Regions from separate parts of the Homo sapiens genome. Here region 1 is linked to region 2. The links are chromatin contacts, found by Hi-C or POLR2A ChIA-PET in ENCODE. All regions are on one chromosome and are shown on one strand. Each heading gives the region's core, a stretch centred on a gene start or an enhancer-like site at or near the end of the contact. The rest is flanking DNA. Distances are from core to core; before and after follow the strand shown. Region 1 overlaps MRTFB (myocardin related transcription factor B). Region 2 overlaps MRTFB (myocardin related transcription factor B).

Region 1 (3,095 bases), core at 448-2,947, 71 kb before region 2:
GCTGTTAAAGTCAATATGTGAGAGATGGTCAAGTAAGCTAACTGCGGGGGAACTTGGCCACTTTGTAGAAATTTGGAAAGTAACATTTAAGACTCCTACCCCAGGAGGTTACTTCTCTCTCCCCTTGGATTGGAGATTCTGGATGCATTTTATTTTTATTTTTAAAGAGAATACTCAGTTATTTCTCAGAATAGAAAATAATTATTAGAGTTACATTCTGAAAAGCTGTAGTTATTGGTGAACTTATTATGTGTGTGTTCATATGTTTTAATCAAAATGATTTCATGATGATAGCAGCAACTTCACCAACAAAGAAAACCTTTCCCCCATCGTCTCCCCTGCCGAATACAGTAGCTTGATATTTGGGACTTTTAAGGCCAGAAGTGTTAATGTCTGTTATTTACTGGAAGCATATGTGCACCCCTCTGTAGTAATTCGAAAATTGTATAATCCATTTTAAACTTTGTACCCATTTCTATTTTATTTGTCATTTTTTCTATTCCTGGCTTGATTTAAGTAGCAAAATTATTAGAAGAAATTGATCTTTAAAGGATTTAAGGCTTACCTGTCCAAAGGCTTAAATATAATTTCTTCATTGTTTCTTAGCAATTTCTATAAAAATATGGTATTATTTTTATACAGGAAGCTGAAAAAGCAGGCTGTTCCCAAGGAAGCTGTTGTGTAGTTCCTTCCTTTCTAAAGTTTAAGCTGAATGCTTTTCCTCACTCTAAGTTCAAGGGCTTAGTTTACACGCATAAAAATAAACTGAACAGCACCTGCCACTTAGTCACAAAAGAGAATGTCTCGAAGCCACTAAGCAAACGGATGTACTCAGTTTAAGTTTCTGAGATGCTTGAAGTGTGTGGTTAAAAAAAAAATTTAATTTCAAAATGAATAGTATGAGGATATCAAGAAGAAAACATAAACCAAAAGGTGAGGTTTGATACCTGAATTGGGTACATTTTAATTGCAGAATTGTCATCACTGCAGATACTGGTACTTAATACGTTCAAATAGTTCAGTACTGTCCACTCTAAATAGCTATTTTAATATGGACAGCTTGCCAAAGTCCGTGGTACCTTGTTAAAGTCCTTGTTGACACCGATGGAGAAGATGAGATCACCAAGTTGTCCATTTTTATTTAGTATAAGTAATTGTCCCTGGTTACCATAAGAACCGTGGAAGCTATGTTTTTGTAAACTTCTTTCAAAGTTCTGAAGTCAGTAGGAAATTATCTAGAAACTCCTGTTTTATTCATGAATGTTGCCTGTAAAGAAATGTAGAGGCCCTGCTAAAAATTATAGAGTACTTCTTGTTGTCAGTAGAGTACTATGAGCTGACAGTATAAAGAATATCAAATACAAATTCCAGTGTTTGCCAGGGAACCATACACATGGCTCAAGATTTTCATCACAAATCAGCCAAACAGCATCTTAAATTCTGTTCCTGAGTCAGAAAAGGAGAGGAAAAAGGAAACCATAAGGGTCAATATGGTTTGCCCTTTAATCTCAAAATCATTTTAATGATCCTTAGAGTAGAGCTTGTGTCTTATTTACTCTACTACCTTGAAATATGGACTTACTAGAAACATCAAAACAGTGTCTGGAGAAGTCTCAAAGTCTGAGCTGGGCTCCCTATGAAGGGGCAAGGCAAGCTTATCTTCAGGAAAGTCCTGGGGTAAAGCCAGACCAGCAGCCTTGAAGCCCTGGTGGCTGAGAGCTAATCCTCCTGGACCAGATATGTGCAGAGGCCAAAACCACATGGCTGGTTCCCTGGTAGAGTTTTTGACAGTGCGAGTTTAGGCCTTGGGTCAGGGTGGGCAAATAGGAAACTGAGAATGGATCCTATAAGAGGCGGTGGAGTAGTGAAGGAGCTCTGAAGGCAGTCAGGGAGGTAGGGTTCTAGTGCCAGCTTTGTCAGCAACTAGTTTTGTGACATTAGACAAATCTCTTCATGTCTTTGGGCCTCCACTTCCTCATTTATAAACTGGGGGAGCTGAATCCCATAACCTCAGAGGTCCTGGCCCCTTTAAGCTTCAAAGTGCTGTGATTCCAGGCTCTCTACCAGTACAGTGCCATGCCTTCCATTTTGCAGCAGCCACACCACCCTCTCCTGGAATTTCGGCTTGAAACTCATCCACAGCATGCCATCAGTCACCAGGTTCTGTCCATTTTTTCTCTAGGAAATGTCTTGTCTTTTTCCTTTCTCCTCCTCGCTGCTCCACGTGAGACCAGGCTTTAGTTATATTTGTCAGGATGACTACATCATCCTCTTGCCTTCCACCCTTTCTCTGCCCCAAGGCCCCAAACTTGCCCCTATTCCCAGCGTGAATCCCTCCTTTCCCATCCTGTCCCGTCCCATCTCATGCTCTGAATCTCGTCTCCCTTAAACAGTACTTCCATCATGAGCATTTTCTTGCTCAGAAATCATCAACCTGCTCTGTGGTTTTTAAGATCCTCTGTAATCTGATCCCACCCTATCCATCTAACTTTGTTTTCTCTTTCTAACACACCCTGCAGTGTAACAATACCGATTTTTTGCTGTTTATATGAGCATTCCATGTTTTTTCCTACTTCTGTAACTTCCTTTGTTTCTTTCCCCTAAATACCTTAGCCTATAAATTTAAGAAATTGAGAGGTAAAAAGAGATAGGATAACTGAATAAAGTTCTGCAGATTGGAGGTGCAGGTGGTAGAGGGAGAGGTGGGGTTAACCCTGGAAAGAAGAAAATAACATTTGGGAGGCAGCAGGGAAAGACAAGTAGATGTTAAACATGCAGAGATTTTGAGTCAGAGAGAAGGAAGTTTTAAGAAGCTTGCTCACATCAAGTGGCCTTTGCCCTTAATAAAATAGAAGCCAAGCTCATCTGCTCAGTGATGAGGGGGTGGTGCTGGGTCCTGAAGGAGGTAGAAAATCCCCACTTGCTGTGGACATTGAGGTGAACATTCACTAGAGGTGAATAAAGAACTTCAGAAACATTGAGAATCCAGTTGAAGTTGCTTAACGTGAATTTGGTGGACTCATTTCAGTTTTCTGGATGTGCTTGGTGCTTGGCTTCAAGGACCTGCATGGGCAAACTGAGAGTTGGGTATTGGT
Region 2 (2,997 bases), core at 182-2,681:
AAGAGGAGAAAGTGGCAGTCAGAAATAGTTAAAAGCTCTAGACCATATTCCTTAAGAGACAGAGATTGTGTCACACACACACCTAACATGTCCCCAGTGCATAGAATGATCTTAGTAAATGCACATTGGCCTTCAGTGAGTTACATTAATGATGTCTAGACATATTTGTATCAATAAGGTGATGAAATGACATTAAAAGTCTTTCAAATATCCATAGCTAGGGAAGTTATCTCAGAATTTGAGGAAGACTGATCATATCATCTGAGGAAAGTTCTTTGTTGTAAATCTTGTAGTCAGTTGTATTTATATAAGTAACTATAAAGCTTAGAAATGGAGACAGGACTTGAATGACTTTTTCTAAGTTGATGAAAGTGTGTTCTGTCATTTCTTGATTACTCATGCTAATGATTGGAGCAGGAAGAGACAAATGGCCCCAGTCTCTTACACAAGTGTAGTCAGAACACTTGTGTTGCAGGCTGCCGCTGTCATGTGAATGGCTGCCTGAGGAGGAGCCACGCAAGCTGTCCTCTGCCTGTGCTGCCATTCCCTTGTCCCACACAGCACTCTCCCTCAGTCCGAGCACAGGCCTGTCATGGGACCATGCATGGGGAAATTCCAACCCTGAAAAGCCTTCTTTGCCTTTCATGTCCTCAGAGAGGGTGAAGCAAACCTGGAGGGGAGGGAGGTGCTGAATGTGCTGGTGTGCCGGTCTGTTCCAGGGTGGGGGACAACAAGCACAGATGACAAACCAGTGATCAGACTGTTTGGCCCTGTTGTGGTGTTCAATTCTGCTGCAGTGCTTAACTGTGAAACATGGATGATTTCCTTCAAAATCTTATTACCCTAGAAAGGTCAGAAAAATGTATCCTTCCTTATGAAACAGCGGTTTTCATAGGGGCTAATTTGTTAATCTGTTTACATCTGAAGTACTGTATGTTCAGTATATATTTTTAAAGTGATAAAGTGAAGGACTTTTTCAATATATATTTTAAAAGTGATAACCATAAAGAACTTTAAAGACATGCTATCTGATTTAAGAGATAGCACTCTTTAAGTGTTCTTTGTTTAAATAAAAAAAAATTTTTTTTTAATTAACCGTTGGGATTTACCATAACCATTTAGTAACAGTCTAAAGGTATAGTATTTTACGGTGGTGTTTATAATGTTAAAAGCGAGAAAAATATGGATCAAATATGTATTTTACTAAAAATATGGTAGCATTAGGAAAAAAATTTACGTGTACCCTAGACTGAAATTTTCCTTCCTAAATACATCCAATCTCATTATCTGTGTAGATTTTGTAATACTCTGACTCAGCCTGTGTGAAGGAAGTTGCAAAGCTTACTATTATTCACTTGAGTGAATAGCTACTGAGGATCTATTAGCAAGTACTGAGACATAGAAGATGAAGAGAAAAGGTCATCTTTACTCAATCTTTATGTCAAGAATGCTACCAGAAAAGTATGCCTCAATATTTACCCATCTCTTTGCATTTGTTACTAATTATTTTATTCATTACTCTTGAATGTTTTTACATTGTGAAACATTGCCCAGTTGGAAATATTACGAGGTTTTTTTCATAGTGAAGTATAGTATCATCACAGCAATATTCTTTTTATCAGTAGTTTTATAAGCATATATTAACTCTGCCAAGTTTTTGTGTAAGTCCCTTGAGCTGCATTTGTTTGTATTCTGATTCCCTGAAGACTTTCTTGGATTGTTCCTAGTCTCTAAGCCATACAGTTTTTCTCACACTTATTAAATATCTGCCTGGGGTGGTGGGAAAATGGACTTGATTTATGGTCATCTCTTTCATACTAAAAGAGCTCTTTTCAGTGTGCATACACACAAACACCATGGAAGCAGATTTATCATAGCAGAAGTGACTTTCATCACATATTATTTGAAGTTAAATGTTACTCGTGACATTAGAGCCAAATGACAGTGAAGATGATGTACCACATATAGTAGAGGAACAAGGGCAAACCTACTGGAAAGCAATTCAGGTGACAGTGGTGGGGGTTTCTCCTACTGAGGGATACTGCAGGTCTCCTCCATCTCTCCCTAATTCATTCCAAAAGGCATTGTGTGGAGCTGAGCTAGGCAGCTGCCCCGTGGGAGAGGGGGAGGCAGGCCAGTGTAGAGTGAAGAGGCTTCTGCACAGTTTTAGCCACAGCAGTGGCAGTGGTGATGTATACAGGGTGTCCATGAGTGGAGTGGCAGAAGCTATGGGAGACAGGTTTCTCCCTGTAGGAGAAGGGGCCACAAATACAGAAAAAAATGAGAGCGAACCTGTGGCACTGGAATGGAATTGGAGGCATTGGGATGAACTCATGGTTTTCAATACATATAAATAAATACAGACATACGTACTTAAATATAGATGTATATTTACATCCATTCATATATAGAGATATAAATGTTATGTAGATGTGTGTGTATACATCCACACACATATAAACTCAGACATGTTCCTCAGCTCTGTCTGCAGAGAAGGCCTGGGAACAGTGACACCCTTGCAGCAGTGAGCATACCTAGCATTCAGACCTTGGGTTCTAAACAAAGCAGGGAAAAAGTACAACATGAGTCTGGGACATCTTGTGCCGGGAAGTAAGAAGGTAATAAACTGCTCAAAGAATGATAGAATCATGACAATAAGAAACTGGGAGTTCACACTAGCCAAATCTGGGACAATTTGGGCATTAAAATAAATAATGAAAGTCACAGATTATAAGCTATTGCATGAAATAGGAGACTGTAAGTAGGTAACATAAACCATGTAAAGAGAATTTTTTTTTCTTATAGTAGGATGTGCCACTAATAAATGTAGAAGGAATGATGGAGTTTTCAAATTCACCATTTGGCAGCCATCATAGTGATAAATAATTTAGCCAAACACACCAATGGATTGTTCTCAAAGCACCTTCCCACAGAATAATTATATACAAAAAGAATAATTTCGCCATGGAGAAATCTGGCCAGTACCAAGGTGTCAAA

The links. A loop is a pair of places that touch in the nucleus more often than their neighbours do. ChIA-PET counts read pairs that join two places held with the same protein, here RNA polymerase II (POLR2A). Pooled maps may share reads with other maps.
Region 1: a map of endometrial microvascular endothelial cells shows a loop between it and region 2 (5-fold over the local background). The contact joins two enhancer-like sites. A Hi-C loop is called at or near these places in 15 of 168 maps with a recorded cell type or tissue (Caco-2, DLD1, PC-3 and 9 more), 1 of 37 single-sample maps with no recorded cell type and 9 of 50 pooled maps. POLR2A ChIA-PET finds 5 or more read pairs at or near these places in 8 of 52 experiments (BJ, IMR-90, PC-3 and 5 more).

The regions. Positions count from the first base shown.
Region 1 is chr16:14,108,519-14,111,613 of GRCh38, forward strand. The region is part of intron 2 of MRTFB (myocardin related transcription factor B); the gene reads left to right. Among named protein-coding and RNA genes, the nearest start is that of MRTFB, 39 kb to the left of the region's middle. Within about 2 kb of position 1,698, at least 3 of the 41 ENCODE cell types and tissues checked have a DNase peak (open chromatin) inside an H3K27ac peak, as active enhancers do.
Region 2 is chr16:14,180,125-14,183,121 of GRCh38, forward strand. All of the region lies in intron 3 of MRTFB (myocardin related transcription factor B), which reads left to right. Among named protein-coding and RNA genes, the nearest start is that of TRT-CGT2-1, 100 kb to the right of the region's middle. Within about 2 kb of position 1,432, at least 2 of the 41 ENCODE cell types and tissues checked have a DNase peak (open chromatin) inside an H3K27ac peak, as active enhancers do.